Regions from separate parts of the Homo sapiens genome. Here region 2 is linked to region 1. Evidence: read pairs that join two places in POLR2A ChIA-PET (ENCODE). Cell type or tissue: A673. All regions are shown on one strand. Links, peaks and the distances in the headings refer to the core of each region. The heading gives the core; the rest is flanking DNA. Region 1 overlaps TBC1D22B (TBC1 domain family member 22B). Region 2 overlaps FKBP5 (FKBP prolyl isomerase 5).

Region 1 (11,177 bases), core at 1,310-9,309:
TATACACACATATATAATATATATATACACATATAATATATATACACACATATATAATATATATATACACATATATATAATATATATACACTATATATAATATATATACACTATATATATAATATATATATACACTATATATATAATATATATATACACATATATATATACACACACACATATATATATTCTGATAATTTGGAAGATTTATCTTTTTATTTTAGTGATTGTGTTTATAAGTGTAACTTTATACCATATTTCTTCAGACAGTACCTGTTGGCTCCCTACCATGAGTAATGATGAAATTAGTAAGTATATTTCCTCACCCCTCTCTTCCCACCTGCTTCTAGTTGATTATATTATTTTTCTTGGTTTTATTTTCTGTCGTAAAACATCCATATTCGTCTATTAACATTTGCAAATCTACATTAGGATTTAATGTTAAACAGGTAGTGACATAGATTTGCAAATTGAGCTATCTGCTTTAAATATCTTCTGAGCCCTGTCAGTAAAAGATGAAGAAGTCAATGCACTTCATTTGTCCATTTTTTCCTCCTTTTAACATTTGCCAATTATATTACTTTGATGTTCTCTTTGCCTCAAATGTAAGACCTAGTCATAAGGTTGGATCTGTTCAGGGCTCTCCACCAATCCTTTTGCCATGGTTTCTCCATCTCATGATTAGTTGAAGTTTGTTCTCTCACAGCTTCTTCAGACAGGTGTTAAGGAACACATTTTCCCTGAGTTCTTACATGTTGAAAAGTAGTTTTTTTTCACTTTTATACTTAAACAATAGTTTGGCTTGATATATACTTATTCTTGAATCATTTATTCTCATTTTCTTTCTTCTCTCCCTTCTCTTTCCCTTTTCTTTCCAACAGGGTCCAGGCTGGAGTGCAGTGGTGTGCTCACTGCAGCCTGGACCCTCCTGGGGTCAAGCGATCCCCCCGTCTCAGCCTCCCAAGTAGCTGAGGCTACAGACGTGCAGCACCATGCCCAACTAATTTTTTATTTTCTTGTAGAAACAGAGTCTCACTTTGTTGCCCAGGCTGGTTTCGAACTCCTAGGCTCAAGCAGTCATTTTGCCGTGGCCTCCCAAAGTGCTAGGATTACAGTTGTGAGCCATCCCATCAGCTCATTTTCTTTTAATTGTGATACATGACCGAAAAGCACATGAAGCACAAATGTGTGGTATGATGGCTTAATGAATAATCACAAAGTGAACACCCCAGAAACTTCTGTGTCTATTTGCTGTTTTCTCCTTTCTTTCCTCCAGAGAGAACTATATCCTTTTATGTCATTTACTCCTTTCTTTCTTTATAATATTACTCTGCATGCATTCCTAAACAGTAGAAACTACTTTTGTCAGTTTTTGAAGTCTATATAAGTCGAATCATAACAGTATTTATTCTTATGCTTTACTTATTTGTTCAACATGACATTTGTAAGATCCATCCACATTGTTACTTGAAGCCCTACTTCACATATATTGTCATTGGTGTATAATGTTCTGCTATATAAACATATTGCAATTGATTTCTCTTGTCACTATTGATGGACATTTGGGTTATTTCTAGTTTGGGGCTAAGACGAGCCATGGTGCTTTGAATAGTCTTATATATATCTCCTAATACATATATGTATATATTTATCTTAATATGCATATTTGGGAGTGAAAATACTGGGTCTTAGGGTATGCATATTTCATTCTTCCTAGATATGGCTAAATTATTTTACTTTATACCCCTCCTGCAGTGTGTGAGTTCCTTAGGTCACCCTTCACTGTCTTTTAGCCCAGTGAGCCTTTCAATTAGGCAATATTCCCACTTTAGATGAGAAAACAGGTTCAAAGGAGTCAAAAAGCTTGCTGGAAGTTCATGGTGGTACTGAGTGCCAGAACTGGCATTTGAACTCTGCTCTCTCCAGCTCTAAAGCCCGTTACCTTTCCATCCTGCCTTCTTTACACATAGGACATCCTGACAGGTGTGTAAGGCACTGAAACTTCACCAGGGAAAATGAACATTATCAAATATATTTTTTTAACGGGTAGATTGCTCTCTTTGGGGGATGGCTTGAGTACAGTTATTAGAGATAACCTATTTATCAAAGTCTCATCCAATTTTGTGATGCAGATGGCACTTAGCCAACATATTTAGTTTCCTAACTAAACTAACTATTTCTTCCTTTTGTTTTTGCTTTTAGCATTCAGCCTGTATATGGAGCACAGCATCCTCCTCTTGACCCACGGCTCACCAAAAAGTAAGTCAAGACATTTTCGTTTTATCTATCTACTGCTGTCACCCCTATACCCTCCCCTATTTTGTTGAAATGACAGTTTCCACCTTGACATTTTTTAGCGTCTCTTCTGCCCTATTTTGGACCAGGAGATGAGCAATGTTCTTACTTCCAAATGGTCCATTGCTAAATGGGAAATTAACTCCCATTAGAGATTTTGTGTTTTCCTATATTGGGAACTGGTATATGTAGGGTTTGGTATTGGATTCTTTGGTCAAAAGAGAATAGTCAAAAGGTCTTTATTGATTAAATGTTGTCCCTGAAACCAGAACATTGATGACCTCCAGATCTTTTAGCAGGAGATCTGGTTTCTGAGGCTCACTGCTTCTGAATATAGATAGGTCTGCCACCTTTTCCTCACTTTTACTATGAGAACTAGGGCAACAGAATATAACTGTAGGCTGGCATTCTTTAGTTCCTCTTTCCCTTTGACACACTCAAAGAGACCCAGGCATATGTACAGTAGAGTTAAAAGCTATTTAGGGCTGGGCATGGTGGCTCACGCCTGTAATCCCAGCACTTTGGGAGGCTGAGGCAGGTGGATTACTTGAGGTCAGGAGTTCGAGACCAGCCTGGCCAATATGGTGAAACCCTGTCTCTGCTAAAAATACAAAAATTGGCTGGGTTGGTGGCAGGCAGCTGTAATCCCAGCTACTTGGGAGGCTGAGGCATGAGAATCGCTTGAACCCAGGAGGCAGAGGTTGCAGTGAGCCGAGATCATGCCATTGCACTCCAGCCTGGGCAACAAAGCGAGATGCCGTCTCAAAAAAATAAAAATAAAAATAAATAAATAAAAGCTATTTAGGAGGCTATTTCTCTAGTAGAACTCTAATAAATTATTTTCAAGCACAACAGAGACTCTAGTTAAATCCAAGATGTGTGGCTCTGTATCCATACCCCCAATTATCCCTTTATCCCATCTTTCTCTCATGGACCATCACTGAGCCACAGTGAATTTAAATGAGGGGATAGGTCACCTTCAGAGATTTTCTAAGAACTTTGGCCTCTATTTGGGGGCATGCTTAATTTTAGAGACTAGTTTCTGGCAAAGTTGTTGTTTGTAATGAAAGCTGAATGGTTAGGGAGATGCAGACCTAGGTTCTCATCTTCCTGGGGCCTGTGTATTAGTAGCTGCCCTTTCTTCCTTCACAGTCAATAGGGAAGTAAAGATAATGTACAATTATGGTTCCAACTACATGACATTCTGGAAAAGGCAAAACATGGAGACAGTGAGAAGATCAGTTGCCAAGGGGTGGGGTTGAGGGGAGATACGAATAGGTAGAGTACTGAGGATTTTTAGGGCAGTGCAGCTACTCTGTGTGATACTATAAAAATGGTGGATACTGCCAGGCGCAGTGGCTCATGCCTGTAATCCCAGCACTTTGGGAGGCGGAGGTGGGCGGATCACTTGAGGTCAGGAGTTTGAGACCAGCCTGGCCAACATGGTGAAACCCCATCTCTACTAAAAATAAAAAAATTAGCCGGGCCTGGTGGCAGGCGCCTGTAATTTCAGCTACTCCGGAGGCTGAGGCAGGAGAATTGCTTGACCCTGGGAGCCAGGGGTTGCAGTGGGCTGAAATCAAGCCACTGCACTCCACCCTGGGCAACAGAGCAAGACTCTGTCTCAAAAAACAAAGCAAAACAAAACAAAACAAAAAACGGTGGATACGTGTCATTATGCATTTGTTCAAACCCACAGAATGTACAAGAGTGAACCCTAACTCAAACTACTGACTTTGAGTGATTATAATGTATTAGTGTAGGTTCATCACTTGTAACAAATGTACCACTGTGGTGGCGGATGTTCATAATGGAGAGGCTGTGCCTGTGTGGGAGAGGGGAGTGTATAGGAAATCTCTGTACCTTCCTCTGGATTTTGCTGTGAACCTAAAACTATTCTAAATATATAAATAAAGTGGTTTTTTAAAAAAGAGAAGAAAAAAAGGATAATATACGTTAAAGTATTTTGAATACCTAGAAGAATGCTATATCAAATATGCATTATCAGTATTTAAACATTTAAAAAATAACTTAGCTGAATATGTAGTGCACTTTCTATAATTCTACCAACTTGTTCTTTTTGCGATTTGGTGTGTGTATAAGGCACAGTCTTCTGAATTACTGAGGAAGCATGACTGCTGTTCTTGTCTGCAAGGTGCATGCTTTTTTTTTTTTTTTTTTTTAAATCAGAAACCACTATTGTATAGATTTCTTGAGAGCAGGGACTTTGTTTTGTTCATTACTGTACCCATAGCCTCTAGAACAGCATGTGGCACGTAGTAGGCAGTGAGTAAATATTTATTGAATGAAGGTATGAAACTGTCTCATTTACTTAAACAGCAGGCTTTTCTTTAATGTTCCTTGGTTTGCCCCTTTTGTTAGGTCTTCTTTTTTTTCTTTTGAGATAGGGTCGCTCTATTGAGGCTGGCATGCAGTGGTGTGATCTTGGCTCACTGCAGCCTCCGCCTCCTGGGCTCAAGCAAGCCTCCCATCTCAGCCTCCTTAGTAGCTGGGACTACAGGCGTGCACCACCACATCTGGCTAATTTTTGTACTTTTTGTAGAGACACGGTTTTGCCATGTTGCCCAGGCTGGTCTTGAACCCCTTGGCTGAAGTGATCTGCCTGCCTCGGCCTCCCAAAGTGCTAGGATTGCAGGCAAGAGCCACTATGTCCAGCCTTTTTTTTTTTTTTTTAAACAGAGTCTTGCGCTGCTGCTCAGGCTAGAGTGCACTGGCACGATCAGGGCTCACTGCAGCCTTGACCTCCTGGGCTGAAGCTGTCCTCCTGCCTCAGCTCCCGCATGCCTCACCCCCAACTTCACCCCACAGTGGCTGGGACTACAGGCATGGGCCACCATGCCTGGCTAATTTTTGTATTTTTAGTGTAGATGGGGTTTCACCATGTTGCCCATGCTTGTCTCAAACTCCCGGACTCAAGTGATCAGCCTGCCTTGGCCTCCCAACGTGCTGGGATTACAGAGGTGAGCCACCGCACCTGGCTGTTAGCTCTTAAGGGGAGCATGTTTTCTGTGATATCTGTGTGATCGTCCCATTAAATAGAATGAATTCTACTATTCTTTGGTTTTATCAAGAATCGACTTTCTGGTCTGTTGGCCAGTGAGGCAGGCATTACTGGTTACCTAACTGATAGTCTTCCCTGTGCCTGCTTCTTTCATGCTCAAGAACCGTAATTTTGTTCAGATATTGAGTAAGCAACAATGCACTTAGGGGAGGTATTAACATTGGCTTAAACCTTTCATGATAATTCTTTAGTAATCCCAGTGACTGGCATAGACTGGTCTCATCTCATTGGTTCTGGCCAATCAAAGAAAGTCTCCTGGGGGAGGGTTCTTGGAAAGATTTTCTTTTTTGATCAGAATGGGAGACAGTTCTGTGAAGAAAGCCTCTTTTTGCTGCCACTCACATTTCCTGCGTTTGAATGTGGTAGTGTGAGTGTGATTCTGAAAGCTATAGCAGCCGACTCGTAACCCCGAGGCAAAAAAAAAAAAAAAAAAAAAACGAGAATAGCAAAGACAACAGCCTAGACCTACATCGTGGTCTTGGGATTTAAGGATCATAGTTGAGAATTATGTTACATGTAACCACAACCATTCTGGTCACAACCAGGAGTTATTGACTGGTAATAGATCTGTTCTAGCACAACCTTTGACAAACACGTGGCTAACCTATAAAGCTGTTCATCCACTCATATAAGGCACTGAGTGTAGTGTCCATTTTATGTTTTGATCAAGATCACCATACCTTGTCTGCACCTATCATCAACTGAGCTTTTCCTAATTTTGTATTTAGGACAGATCTTCAGGAATATTTCCATATCCCAAACTGCCAAGGCAAACTTTATATACTATTGTTTTCTCACCTGTTGATGATATAAAATCATGAATATTTTCACTGATCTTTCAGCAGAGTTTCAGTCATGCTTTCAATAGGAGTAATTACTTAGCTTTACAGTTTGGGAGGAGTTTAGTTGTCACTGGATTAATTGGTTCCCTTTTTCATGTATGTGGTGGTTTGATGTTGATATTTTACAACATGGGGTCGCGTCTATGTCTGCACCAGACCATTTTACAATTTCAGATTGTTGCCATAAAACATTTATCACCTCTATTTTAGTACCTTTGTTAGGACATTTTTATGACTTTCTCTGCTACATGATTATAGTTCCACTTCAGCCCATCATTAATTACTGTGTAGTTAATACACATTGCAGCAGAAGCCTTTACATTGGGTCTTCAATCATCTAAACTGCACAAGCACAGTAAGTCGTTCCCTGTCCATGTGTATTGACTTTAATTTGCCAAATGATTACTATTAGTGATACTATTGCCTGCAGTAATTTTTATAGCTCAGATAAAGCTAGTCTCATTGCTGAGCAGCTGCATTGGCCACTTGATGGTATGACAAGCTTCTAAGTTTATTGTTTTTTGAATTGATGCTCAAGTATGCTAGGTCCTAATTCCAAGTTATAAAACTAGTTCACATGGAGCCACACTAGTTACTAAGATATCTGGATTTATTTGATTGTTACTAAATTTCTCCACTTCACATCACTTGTCAGTGTCAAACATTTTTCTAGAAAATTCTGTTAAGTAGAACATCCGTATTAGTAAGACAGTGTAGTATGATCAAATTACAGAATGCTTGATCTTTTGTACTCCTAACCAGTGTAACCTGTGGCCACTCTTTTTCAACATATCCTTAGGTGTTTGTGTTACTAAGGTACTCATCACCAAACACTTTACCAAGTCAAATGTGCCATTTATTAGGTTTTTGAAATTTTTAGTATTCCCTGCACTTCTTAAATCTCTTTTTCTTTGCCGCTTACCATTTCCATGACCTTGGGCACATTACTGAAACTTTCCAAGCCTTAGTTTCTTCATTCATAAAATAGAGATAGTAAGACTCATTTCACAGATTTGTGAGGATTGCATGAGGTATCTGCAAAGGTGCTTTCTAAACTATAATTTATCGTACAGTTGTAAGGAGGTATGGTGAAGGTGTTCGTCAGAGGCCAGTTTGGTTGTGACTTTGATAGAGTTGTGTTTAAATAATCTTGGTTAGGGTGGGGCATGGTGGCTCACGCCTGTAATCCCAACGCTTTGAGAGGCCAAGGTGGGCAGATCACCTGAGGTTAGGAGTTCAAGACCATCTTGGCCAACATTGGTGAAACCCTGTCTCTACTAAAAATACAAAAATTAGCTGGGCGTAGTGGCATGCGCCTGTAATCCCAGCTACTCAAGATGCTGAGGCAAGAGAATCGCTTGAACCCGGAGGCGGAGATTGCAGTGAGCCAAGATTGCACCACTGCACTTCAGCCTGGAAGACAGAGCGAGAATCCATCTTAATAATAATAATAATAAATAATCTTGGTTAGACTTCAAGCCACACTGTGGCATTCTTTTACATTGAGTTAAGTGTAAACTACCTGGGACTGTGTTTAAATGGAGTATATAAACCGAAGGCATCCCCAGCTGGAGTTACCTGGATTAACTTTTTGCTGCAACTACTGGGGTCAACAGAAAGGGGTGACATTTCTCTTACAAGGAGCCCATGCCTAGATGTGGCTTCTTTCCTGTCTACTCAGAATAGGCTATGTGTGTCAGACCTAAGTCTTTTCCTACAAGTTGAGATTTTTTTTTTTCCTACAGGGTGTGAGAGTTGGGCTTTTGGCTGTGTATAGTTGGGGAGAATTATAGCTGTGGTGGTATGTGGCTTGGTTTACTTGGCGACTTCTCTTCCTAGGCTGCAGATCCTTCTAGGCCCTGACCTTCTTCTTTTTAGCTGCTTTTTTCAAGGTAAAGTAAGTAGTTAGTAGCACATGCTGGCCCAGGAGTCAGGTAGACCTGGATTTGAGCCCAGACCTCACTGCCTGCTCATGATCTCAGTAGGCTTCAGTTCCCTCATCTGTAAATGGGACTAACAAAAATACCCACCTCATAGGATTATTAATGGGCATTAGATAAGAAAATGGGTATATATTAAAATTTAGCATAGGGTCTGGTGAGTATTCAATATTTATGAATATTATGAATATGTATGAATATGGCTAGTGAGTAGCCAATATTTATATGTATTTATTTGTGAATTTATGTATCTCCTCTGGAGAGAGCATAACTAGTAAACATGGAAAAGCTTCAAAGCCTTAAATTTACCCATCATTGTTTATTGCTCCTGGTCTGTGGATTCTCTGCCTTCTCTCAGTGGTAACCCAAAGTACCTTTCACTTCTTGCTTTGCTGTTTCATTCTTTTCTTTTTTTCTTTTTTTTTTTTTTTGGAGATGGAGTCTTGCTCTATCACCCAGGCTGGAGTGCAGTGGCACAATTATGGCTCACTGTAACCTCTGCCTTCCGGGTTCAAGTGATTCTCCTGCCTCAGCCTCCTGAGTAGCTGGGATTACAGGTGTGCACCACCACACCTGGCTAATTTTTGTATTTTTAGTAGAGATGAGGTTTCACTATGTTGGTCAGGCTGGTCTTGAACTCCTGACCTCAGGTGATCTGCCTGTCTCAGCCTCCCAAAGTTCTGGGATTACAGGCATGAGCTACCATGCCCAGCCTTCTCTTTCATTCTTGTGGGTGGTTCTCACCAACCTTGTTTTGTCCTCAGACTCTTCCCCTTTTCTAGGTGAAACCAACCCCTTCCTCCACGAAAGCCTCTTTCCTCAGGACAGAGCTGACTTTTAAATTGGTTGGTTGAATTTGGGGTTTTGTGGGCTAGGTATCCTTAAAATCATTTCTAGCAGCCTCAAAATGGTCTGCCTTGAATCTCATGTCTTTATGTCATGGGGAATGACAGCCTTTTCTCCCTTCTTTCTTCTTCATTGTGTTGGAAAGTGTCCTCCCAGTTTCTATTGGCAAGTCTTCATTTGAGTAAATTCCAATCTTAATCTACTTCAAATATATATTGAATCATTATCTGCTTCAAAAATATAATGAAAACTGGTCAGGCATGGTGGCTCATACTTGTAATCCCAGCACTTTGGGAGGCCGAGGAGGGCAGATCACCTGAGGTCAAGAATTTGAGACCAGCCTGATTAGCTGGGCATGGTGGTGCGTGCCTGTAGTCCCAGCTACTCAGGAGGCTGAGGCAAGAGAATCGCCTGAACCGAGGAGGTGGAGGTTGCAGTGAGCCTAGATCGCACCACTGCACTCCAGCCTGGGTGACAGAGCAAGGCTCCTTTTCAAAACAAACAAAAATATATATATATATAAAACGAAAACCTTCAAATGCATAAAAAGCGTATGAAGAAAAATACAACACACACCCTGGTACCCACCCCTCAGCTGGTTAACGGCCTTCATTTTTCTCAGAAGTCAGCACCTGTTAGAACCTGACAGGCAGCCTGGCCCGTCTCTCCCTGTAGTGTGTTCATCCGGTCCTGGTGTGCGTGTGTGTCACCCTGTGTTAGGCCACCAGCTTCAAGTCAGCTCTTTGACCTGAGTTAAAATTCAACTTCTTGATTTGATGATTGATTAAAGAATTCTCAGAACATCCAGTATTTATGCAATCTTAATGTACACGTGGCCTCTAAGGAGGAAAAACAGTAATAACCACATACTCCTGGGTGTTATATTAGATGACAGATCTTTCTTACACAGCTGCATGTTTGTTCTCGACAGCGAATCCCCTGAGGTGGTACTGCAGGTGGTAGATCAGGTCCCCTTTTACAAAGGAGAAGCAGCCATGGTGGATGAGTCCAGAACGTGCAGCCTCAGTTTTATTTTCTTTGATTTGGGTACTTGTCTCCTATAGTTCTTTTTTTTTTTTTTTTTGAGACGGAGTGTCACTCACACTGTCATCCAGGCTGGAGTCAGTGGTGTGATCTTGGCTCACTGCAACTTCCACCTCCCAGGTTTAAGCAATTCTCCTCCCTCAGCCTCCCGAGTAGCTGGGATTATAGGCATGCGCCACCATGCCTGGCTAATTTTTGTATTTTTTTAGTAGAGATGGGGTTTCACCATGTTGGCCAGGCTGATCTCAAACTCCTGACCTCAAGTGATCCATCTGCCTCCACCTCCCAAAGTGCTGGGATTACGGGCGTGAGCCACTGTGCCTGGCCACTCAAATAGTCTTGTTTTAAGAACAAATATTATCATTTCTATAAATAGAAAACAACATTTGTTATAAATAAGAAGAACTTCTGGGCGTGGTGGCTCATGCCTGTAATCCCAGCAATTTGGGAGGCTCAGGTGAGAGGATCACTTGAGGCCAGGAGTTTGAGACTAGCGAGAGCAACATAATGAGACCCTTATCTCTCAAAAAAAAAAAAGCTAGACATGGTGGTGTGCGCCTATAGTCCCAGCTACTCAGGAAGCTGAGGTGGAAGGATTGCTTGAGCCTAGGAGTTCAAGACTGCAGTAAGCCAAGATTTCTCTACTGCACTCCATCACTCCACCCTGGGTGACAGAGCAAGGCCCTGACTCTTAAAAGAAAAGAACCATATAAATACTCAGTGAAAAACCAAACAATCTTATTAAATCCAGAGGCAGATCTTGTTGCTAGCAAATATATTGATTCTGAGGCTGCCGTCACTTTGGCACCTAGTTAGAAAATGGTCTTAAAGACAGAGTAGCACCAAACTTCAACTTTCTTCTCAAGGCCAGCAGAAGAACTTTTAACAGAATAAAAAATGGAACAACTTTTTTATTTTGGGACTTAATGTTTAATGCTACATATGTGGACTACCTAAAATTATCTTGTTTTCTGCCAGTAGTTTATGTGCTGCTCTAAGTGATAGCAGATCAACTGTCAAATCTCTGTGGATTAACATAGTAAAGGTTTATTTCCTGCTCATGCTACATGTCTAAAATGGGGGTGGGGTAAGGGCAGAGGGCAGGCTCCTCGACATAGTTACTGCTGC
Region 2 (10,455 bases), core at 1-8,000, 1.7 Mb before region 1:
TGAAAAAGCAAGCATATCCCTGTCCTTTAGGTGACTTCACTGTGTTCCAAACTGGTATGCTGCTTACCTTGGTCCAAGATATAAAATACATTGTTCTTCCCGCTGCATTTTCTCCAGAGCTTTGTCAATTCCAATTGGAATGTCGTGGTCTTCTCCTTCGCCCACAGTGAATGCCACATCTCTGCAGTCAAACATCCTTCCACCACAGCGGCCTTCCAGGTGGACTGAGGGCAAGGAGACAGGAGAGTCAACAGAGCTGCTTCTTAGGACTGGCTAATTCAGTGAAGTGATAAATGAGTGGTCGACAATGTAGCAAATACCATTTCCCCTTTCTCATTTCATCAAGAGACACACACAGTGTGTCTTGGTGAAGCTTAGTCTACCCAGTCTGAAAGTTTAGGAGCAACCATATTTCTAAATTAAACTTGTAATTACTGATATTTGTATCAATAAGACAGTTTAGTGGGTAACAAACCAGAAACACAGGTTTATTCTAAGCCTACTATGTGACAGAAGTTTCCTCACCTATAATACAAAGTCAAGAGATGCTGAATTATTTAATAAAGTTATCAAATGCCACAAATTTAATATCAAATATATAAACATCTGTAACTGCATCTTGGCTTCAGATGCTTGGGCCAAAAAGCCAACTAAATGGCTATTTCTCCAATGATATACAAAGATTAAATGAATACAGATGCTCCTTCTTCTTTAAGAGTCCTAATCTCATTCACAAATATATCTGAATAAAAATGGTAAATCCAAAGACAACAACATCAATAACTATCTTAGCTATATCCCTTACTGGAAATAATAAATGTAAAGTGTGAAAGAATCAATAGTCTACTATAACTTCACAAATCAAATTACTTAATAACCTCCCCTGAAATATTAGGAGGTCAATTTTGGGAGGCCTAATTCCCCGTTCCACCCCAATTTACCAAGCTCTTTCCCAGAGTAATTTCATATTAAAATAAGAGGCTTTTTCTCATATTTTAAGACAAAATAGAAAAAATGCATACAGATATCTATTTTTTCTTGATGAGTTAGACTTTTTTGAGACGCAGTCTTGCTCTGTCTCACCCAGGCTGGAGTGCAGTGGCGTGATATCTGCTCACTGCAGCCTCCACTTCCTGGGTTCAAACAATTCTCCTGTCTCAGCCTCCGAAGTAGCTGGGATTACAGGTGTGTGCCACCACACCCAGCTAATTTTGTTATTTTTAGTAGAGACAGGGTTTCACCATGTTGCCCAGGCTGGTCTCGAACTCCTGACCTCAGGTGATCCACCCGCCTCAGCCTCCCAAAGCGCTGGGATTACAGGTATGCGCCACCAGGTCTGGCCTAGACTCTTTATTTCTAGGAAAAACAATTCTCTGAAACTTTACAACTACTTTTAATATTAAGGGTATTCTATTTTAAGTTTTTGATGTAATAAGAAAAATGGATGGCTGGTATGACAGCATAACAGTCACCAAGCAATATGATAATTTGGATTTCATAAGAAAATCCTGACTGGGCGCGGTGCTCACGCCTGTAATCCCACACTTTGGGAGGCCGAGGCGGGTGGATCACCTGAGGTCAGGAGTTTGAGACTAGCCTGGCCAACATGGCAAAACCCCATCTTTACTAAAAATACAAAAAATAGCCAGGTGTGGTGGCACGTGCCTGTAATCCCAGCTACTTGGGCTGAGGCACAAGAATCACTTGAGCCTGGGAGGCGGAGGTTGCAGTGAACTGAGATTGCGCTACTGCACTCCAGCCTCCAGCCTGGGCAACAGAGGGAGACTCCATCTCAAAATAAATAAAAAAATAAATAAATAAAAATAAAAAAGAAAGAAAATCCTTTATTCCTACTTCTGTAACATAATAGCCTATATTCAAATCTAGAGATTTCCTAAAATGCTTCTTTTCTAACACTGGCTGATCTACTTTACTTTAGATCAACAACTTGTAGAGAGACTAAAAATCACTCGTTCTGTTATACTCATTCCATGCCCAATAAAACAACTATTACCTTCCAAATAAAAATTCAAATCTAACTTATTCTACTTTTGAACTACATGATCTCAATGAAGCTCTAAAATTCTATGATTCTATGACCTGGTAATATCACTCTCAATATCAATATAGTCCAGAAACCAGCTTCAAATCTAATTCCTGCAGTTAATAATTTAATTGAATTACCCCTAGCCCAGGCCTGAGAAATGAGAAAAACTGAAGAATGAACAGAAATGGTGTAGACACTAGGGGCCGAAATGTCCCCTGGACATTTATGCTCTAAAGCGTTCTACCCTTTTCTTCTCTTTTTTCGATTTGCTAAATCTTCTCTGTATTGTTCCAATTTTAGTATATGTGCTGCCGAAGTGAGTACTCACTACTCTTTTTTAACTCACCAGTATTAATACCATCTTGATGTGTTCCCCTTGCAGACACAGAATGGGGTCTAAGAAACTTGGGCCAAACTAGAAAGGGCCTAACTCTTGAGTCAGCTCCTCCAAACAAGGGCTAGAGTTGGAGTGGCTTGGTAGAGCTCGCATATGGCATTTTAGTTTATGTCCCACACTCATAAATGCTGATAATTCCTTCTGTTAGACTTACTTTTAGAATGCTCTAGATAAAATTAACTTGTAGCAAATTGAAAGTTCATTCTGAATTGGAAAACATTTAAAAAATAAATTCAAATTTAAACTTTTTCAAATACAGTCACGCTTCACTTAAGGATGGGGATACATTCTGAGAGATGTGTCATCAGGTATTCTCATCACTGTGGGAACATCTTAGAATGTTCTTACACAAATCTAGATGGAACAGCCTACTATAACCTCGGCTAAGTGGTATAGCATATTGCTCCTAGGCTATAAATCTGTATAGCATGTTATTGTACTGAATATTGTAGGCAACTGTAACACAATGGTAAGTACTTGTGTATCTAAACATTGAGAAGGTAAAGATATGGAATTATAATCTCACGGGACCACTGTCCTATGTGCAATCTGCTGTTAAACAAAATGTTATGCAGCATATGACTGTACATGCATACTAGAGAGGTTCTACAGGGAGTCTGAGGCTTAAGATATTTTTACTGAATTCGCTGAGGGTGGTGACGCACACCTATAAGTCCCAGCTACTCGAGAGGCTGAGGTGGGAGGATTGCTTGAACCTAGGAGTTCCAGGCTGCAGTGAGTTGTTATTGCGGCACTGTAATCTAGCCTGGGTGACAGAGTGAGACCGTCTCAAAAAAAAAAAGATATTTTTACTGGAGTAAAAATTGATATTTCTAAGGAGGTTAAGAGTTCTAAAAAGTTTGCATTTCTAAATATTTAAAACTCTGCCCAAGAAATTTAGACTAATAACACTTTTCATAAAAAAAAAAAAGATTTGCTGAGCAAAGTAAATTTCTCATGTATTGTGGAATGTCTCAAGTATAGAGATTTATTGTCCTAGTAGCTCACAACTTAGTTAACAGATTTTTTTTGTCTGAAGTTTATTGTTGGAAGTATCATCTTCCTCCCTTAAGGAGAGTACATTTAGTGGGGGAGGAAATTATCAGTACATTTGTTGTGGCTTTTGGTTGATCAAGTTTGAATGTTTTCAAAACAGGAAATCCAGAGACTCTGCAAGGATTCCTGCCTGTGCGTTAGTTTCCTAGGCTGTTTTTCAGCTTGATGTATGTACTTGATATTAAAATTAAATGAGTAATTTCAGAAGTTCTCTTTAGATGTGATAACCCATCATTAGTGAGGGAAAAAGATTGGCTACTAATAAACATGTTGGGAAAGATAAATGAAGTAACCATGCCAAAAAAAAGTCAAACTGTAACAAAGGCATAATTAAGAAAGCAAAACATTCATTGTAGCTAGTCTTCTCAGAGAGACAATAAATGACAGAACTAGTGTCTGATGCTGTAATAGGACAGTAAACATTTGTGATAGCTCTTATAAATATTTTCTACTTTACATGTGGACTAATCTTTTTTTTCCTGGTAAATCTAACCCTTCACAATTGGACCCTGCAGTACTATAAAATCTTAAACGGATATACATCCAGACATATACACCCCAGTTTATATAAAAAACCAAAACCATCGCCTTGTAATACTGACAACATTCGGAATGTCAGAGTAAAAGGAGGTATCACAGCCTCATGGTGAATACAGCCCATTGATTCTCTACATCTACAAGTAGCAAAGGGCATTGCTGGGTTAACTGGTTTCTAAACTTGGAACACTGATGTGAAAAGTTCTACGAGACTGCTGACAAGAACTCACACACCACTTGGAGCCACGGAAAGACTGCTGATTGCCACAGTAGGGGCCCTGATTGCAGTAACAGATGCAGATGAGCCTAGCTCCTATAGCTCCACTTATTCTTTTTAATGTTATCTTAAAAATTCCTACCAAAACAAAACAGAACAAAAACCATGGCAGCTCTGGCTGTGGAAGCCCTGTGGTTGCTTTTTGACCTGGCATCTTTTAGTGCAAATACTAACTTAATAAATATTTAATAATAACCATCGTGACTCACTGGGAGTGCAGCCTGTAGGGCTCAGGAGGTCTGTTGCTAATCCCAACCAGCATGATTTACGGGAAGTAAATCATCTATGACATGCCCAAAGAGAATAAAAGTACATACAGGATGCTTCTACTTAGGGCTTTTTTGGTAGAGAAAGAAATAAACAAGTTAAAAAGAGACAACATTTTTTTCTTGACTTAAAGACTATGTAACTTAAAGGGGGAGGGAGGTCCTCCAAATCCCCACAAAGTCAAACCAAACCAAATTACCCAAGCTTAGCTGCGCAATCGGAGTGTAACCACATCAAGCGAGCTGCAAAACATCACTTAAACTGGAGCTCTGACTTATTGTTCTCTTACTGCCCTAGAGCAATTTTGTTTTGAAGAGCACAGAACACCCTGTTCTGAATGTGGCTGGCACATGAACTCGATGTGCTGACAGCAATTTGTACTCCGATTAAAATAGGGGGGAAAAAAGGAAAGAGAGTGCACAGCAGTAACAAAAATGAAATGCAAGAACCCCTAAACCATGCAATTTGTATTTTAGGAAGCAAAACTGAGAAAGAGGCTCCATAACTTAAAAAACAAAAAACAAAAAGCTGTAAATGCTCCAGCCTAAAGACATTAGCTCTGGTAAGTGTCTATTTTTCCCTTTTCTAATTATAGTAGTTGGTGTCTGATAGCTTTGCACTCATTCTCAAAACAATTACTGGGTCATGAGGATCTGAATGGGAATGTTGTAATGGCATTACTACTCGACAAGACTGGTTATCTGGCCAGAGAAAACCAGGTTGTGACAGGTTACTCCCACTGAGCAAGAGTTTTCTCTGTTGCCTAATTCATGCCAAGTGAGCTTCTTTCTGCCTGTGTCTCCTGCCTAATAGAGCACAGTATCCAAGAGAGTAGGATCTTAATAACCCCCTGAAAAAGCAAGCAGAGATGGCTTTCTAAAAGCAGGAGAACAAGAGAAATACTTCCAACACGCATGGTGGTCAGATTTCCCCTAAGCTGTCCGCCTTCCTCCTCTGCACTGTTTTGTACTACTTAGGATGAACACACACCACTGTAAGATTGCTTACAGAACTGACGGACAGATGCTAACAGGCGTGGAACCTGGCTCCTGGAACTGAATAACATTTATGCAAATGATTTCTTTTGGTTGATCAAGTTTGAATGTTTTCAAAACAGGAAATCTAAACAAGAAGTATACACCCAGCAACAAATTCTCCATGAACACCAACCCTTACCAGTCTTCCCTTCACACCACTATAGCACTTGAGTTAGACCTGGATTCCAGTCCCATTCTGCCACTTCAATTATGACTTTGGGCAAGGTAATTAAAGTGATCTGAAGCTCAGTTTCTTCACTGATAGAATGTGGATAATACACTAGCTAAATGATAATTGTTGAGAGGATTAAATTAGATACTGAATTAGAGCTTTTAATCTAGCACCTGATATTCATTCATTCATTCATTCATATGTCAGGGTGTCTATCATGTGAAAATGCTGTTGTTAAGTGTGGATATACAGAGACAAACTAAAGGAATGTTAGCTATAATTATTTTCCTGTGCCTAGTGGTAAATTATACCAGATTAAACATGTTTTAGAGCTCTGTGTAAGAAAACATTTACTGGTTCAACACAGAAAGCTGTCAAAGTATGAATAAAATTCTTAGTAGGCAAAGGCAGTATCTTGTACTTCTTTTGTGCCTCACAGTACCCAGCACAGAGTTCAGGGCCAGCAAGTAAATATTTATTTAATGACTAATCTTAAAATAGGGCATTAAGGACAGGGTGGTAATTTTCACTAATTTATACAAATTTTCCTTTTTGAATCTATTAGTATTCCTATTTTAATAAATTCTAGGAAGCTATACAAATTTTATATTGATATGGAAACTTTGTTTTTTAATACTATTCTAAAATAAATGGCCAATTGGCTGGAATTTTTTTTTTTTTTGTAACAACAACAACAGCAGCAGCAGCAACAAAAGACTGTTTTCTTTCTTTTTTTGAGACAGAGTCTCGTTCTGTTGCCCAGGCTGGAGTGTAGTGGCGTGATCTTGCCTCACTACAACCTTCACTTACTGCAACCATCTGCCTCCCGAGTTCAAGGACTTCTTGTGCCTCAGACTCCCAAGTAGCTGGGACTACAGGCCCGCACCACCATGCCCAGCTAATTTTTGTGTTTTTAGTAGAGATGGGGTTTCGCCATGTTGGCCAGGCTGGTCTTGAACTCCCGACCTCAAGTGATCCTCCAGCCTTGGCCTCCCAGAGTGCTGGGATTACAGGTGTGAGCCACCGTGCCCGGCCTCTTTATTGTTTTTGTTTTGAGTTGGGGGTCTCACTTTGTTGCCCAGCCTGGAGTGCAGTGGTGTGATCATGGCTCACTGCAGCCTCACACTCCTGGACTCAAGCTACTCTCCTTCCTCAGCCTCCCTAGTAGCTGGGACTACAGGCACACACCACCACGCCTGGCTATTTTGTTGTTGTTGTTGTTAAGAATGGGGTCTCACCATGTTGCCAGGCTGGTCTTGTACTCCTGGCCTCAAGCAACCCTCCCACCTTGGCTTCCCGAAGTGTTGGGATTACAAGCGTGAGCCACCATGGCTGGCCAGAAAGACTTATTTTCTACTATGATTTTATTCTACCTGAAGACTTGAAGATAACTTTTTGGAAGAAAGAAATTATATAAATCCAAAATATTTGAAAGAATAAACACTGGCCACTTTAGACCAAGTACCATATTACATTATTTTGTGAAAACATATAATAAAATGGTTTCAAGAATTTGCTCCTATTCCTAGACTTATATCCCAGGACATTCATAAATACTTCAAAAGCATATGAAAAACAAAAATGTAAAGTCTCACAGCTCCATCAGATCTCAATATGGGCAGACGTAATCTTTCCTCTATTTTCAATTTTTGGTACCTTTTTGATTTTAGTGTTTCATTTATAAAGAACACATAGCTAGATACTGTTGTTGTTCTCACTTTATGAGACCTTTTGCCTTTAATAGGTGACTTTATCCCATTCATATTTTTTGTAATCACTGATATGAGTGGTTTTATTCTTGTCTTTGGTTTTCTACACAGTGTTTTCTTTTTTTTTTTGAGATGGAGTCTCGCTCTGTTGCCCAGGCTGGAGTGCAGTGGTGTGATCTCGGCTCACTACAACCTCCACCTCCCGGGTTCACGCCATTCTCCTGCCTCCCAAGTAGCTGGGACTACAGGCGCCCGCCACCATGCCCAGCTAATTTTTTGTATTTTTAGTAGAGATGGGGTTTCACCATGTTAGCCAGGATGGTCTCGATTCCTGACCTCGTGATCCACGTGCCTCGGCCTCCCAAAGTGCTGGGATTACAGGCGTGAGCCACCGTGCCCGGCCCGTGTTTTCTTATTTTTTAAAACAATTTTTGCTCAATTGATGAAGTTTTCCTTGTTCCTCTATTTCCCCACTCCACATGGGGTGATTTGGAAATTCTACATGCTATTCTTACTAGTACTTTCCATTAAAGTCTGAACAAATCATTTAAAGATATATATATATACCTCTTTATCAATGTTCAGAATCAATCAGCATAAAGCATTCAATAAAATCCAACATCCCTTCATTATAAAAAACCCTCAATAAACTAAGCATCAAAGGAACATACTTCAAAATAATAAGAGCCACCTATGACAATATCTTTTTTTTTTTTTTTTTTTTTTTTTTTTTTGAGACAAGGTCTTATTCCATTGCCCAGGCTGGAGTGCAGTGGTGCAACCATAACTCACCGAAGCCTGTATCACCCAGGCTCAAGTGATCCTCCTGCATCAGCCTCCCAAGTAAGCTGGGACTACAGGTGCATGCCACTATGTGTGGCTAATTTTTTTTATTTTTAGTAGAGACAAGGTTTCACTATGCTGCCCAGGCTGGTCTTGAACTCCTAGGCTCATGCAATCCTCCTGCCTCGGCCTTCCAAAGTCTTGGGATTACAGGTGTGAACCACTGCACCCAGCCGTCAATATCATACTGAACGGGCAAAAGTTGGAAGCATTCCGCCTAAGAACTGGAAAAAAACAGGGTGTCCACTCTTAACAACTCCTATTCAGCATGGTACTGAGCCACAGCAATCAGTATGCGGCAAGTCCTAGCCTGAGCAATCAGGCAAGAGAAAGAAATAAAAGGCATCCAAATAGGAAACCAGACGTCTACCTCTCACCATATACAAAAACAAACTCAAGATGGATTAAAGGCTTAAATGTAAGGCCTGAAACTATATAAATCCTAGAAGAAAAGCTAGAAAATACTCTTCTGGACATTGCCTAGGCAAATAATTTATGATTAAGTCCCCAAAATCAAATGCAACAAAAAGAAAAACTGACAGTTGGGACCTAATTAAAGAGCTTCAGCACAGCAAAATAAGCTATCAACGAAGCAGATGGACAAACTACAGAATGGGAGAAAACATTTGCAAATTATGCATCTGACAAAGGACTAATATCCAGAAAAGAACTTAAACAAATCAACAAGAAAAAAGCAAATAGCCCCATTAAAAAGTAGGCAAAGGACACGAAGAAGCAGCCAACGAACATGAAAAAATGCCGAACATCACTAATCATCAGAGAAATGCAAATCAAAACCACAATGAGATACCATCTCACAACTGAGTCAGAATGACTATTAATAAAAAGTCAAGGCCGGGCGCTGTGACTCATGCCTTTAATCCCAGCACTTTGGGAGGCCGAGGCAGGCAGATCATGAGGTCAGGAGATCGAGACCATCCTGTCTAACACGGTGAAACCCCGTCTCCACTAAAAATATTTTAAAAAATTAGCCGGGCGTGGTGGTGGGCGCCTGTAGTCCCAGCTACTCGGGAGGCTGAGGCAGGAGAATGGCGTGAACCTGGGAGGCGGGAGTTGCAGTGAGCCAAGATCGCGCCACTGCACTCCAGCCTGGGCAACAGAATGAGACTCCGTCTCAAAAAAAAAAAAAAAAAAAAAAAAAAAAAAAAAAAAAGTCAAAAAAGAACAGATGTTGGCAAGGTTGTGGAGAAAAGGGAATGCTTAAACAGTGTTGATGAGAATGGAAATTAGTTCAGCTCCTGTGGAAAGCAGTTTTGGAAATTTCTCGAAGAACTAAAAATCAAAGTACCATTTGACCCAGCAATCCCATTACTGGGTATACAACCAAAGGAAAATAAATCGTTCTATCAGAAAGATAGCTGGCATTTACACTGACATGTTTACTGCAGCATTGTTTGTGTGTTTGTTTGTTTTTTGAGACAGAGTCTCACTCTGTTGCCCAGGCTGGACTGCAGTGGCAGAATCTCAGCTGACTACAACCTCCACCTCCCAGGTTCAAGCAATTCTGCCTCAGCCTCCCAAGTAGCTGGGACTACAGGCGCCCACCACCACACCCAGCTAATTTTTGTATTTTTAGTAGAGGCAGGGTTTCACCATGTTGGCCAGGCTGGTCTTGAACTCCTGACCTCAAATGATCCACCCACCTCAGCCTCCCAAAGTGCTAGGATTACAGGCATGTGCCACCACGCCCAGCCTGTTTTGTTTTGAGACAGGGTCTCGCTTTGTTGCCCAGGTTAGACTGCAGTGGTATAAATGTGACTCAAATGATCCTCCCACTACAGCCTCCTGAGTAGCCGGCACTACAGGCATGCACCACCATGCTTGGCCTTTTTTTTTTTTCTGTAGAAATGGGGTCTTACTATGTTGCCCAGTTTGGTCTTAAACTCCTGGGCTCAAGTGACCATCCCACCTTGGCCTCCCAAAGTGCTGGGATTACAGGCATGAGCCACACACAGCACTTACTCTTAAGCACAGTTATATTCTTAATAGCAAAGACACGGAGTCAACCTAGGTGTCCATCAATGGTGGATTGGATAAAAATGTGGGCTTCCTTCTGCCACGGCCACCATTGGAGAGCAGCGGCCATGGCTCT

The links. ChIA-PET counts read pairs that join two places held together with the same protein. Peaks named below come from ENCODE experiments on the same cell type or tissue, not always from the same donor. Only the 100,000 strongest peaks of a DNase experiment are listed, where the experiment ranks them.
Region 2: POLR2A ChIA-PET joins it to region 1 with 10 read pairs; 2 of 35 experiments call an interaction of 5 or more read pairs at or near these places.

What each region holds. Positions count from the first base shown.
Region 1 is chr6:37,267,392-37,278,568 of GRCh38, forward strand. TBC1D22B (TBC1 domain family member 22B) reads left to right here. Exons shown (of 13, transcript NM_017772.4): 2 at 2,203-2,259. Among named protein-coding and RNA genes, the nearest start is that of TMEM217B, 15 kb to the left of the region's middle. In A673, for the core only: no CTCF peak of the experiment used is centred there; no DNase peak of the experiment used is centred there.
Region 2 is chr6:35,597,181-35,607,635 of GRCh38, forward strand. FKBP5 (FKBP prolyl isomerase 5) reads right to left here. Exons shown (of 11, transcript NM_004117.4): 6 at 68-224. It also overlaps the pseudogene RPL36P9. Among named protein-coding and RNA genes, the nearest start is that of LINC03135, 59 kb to the left of the region's middle. RefSeq lists an enhancer at 4,012-4,517 and a silencer at 5,192-5,486. In A673, for the core only: no CTCF peak of the experiment used is centred there; DNase peaks (open chromatin) are centred at 4,301, 4,691 and 4,801; H3K4me3 peaks cover 1,435 bases; H3K27ac peaks cover 1,437 bases.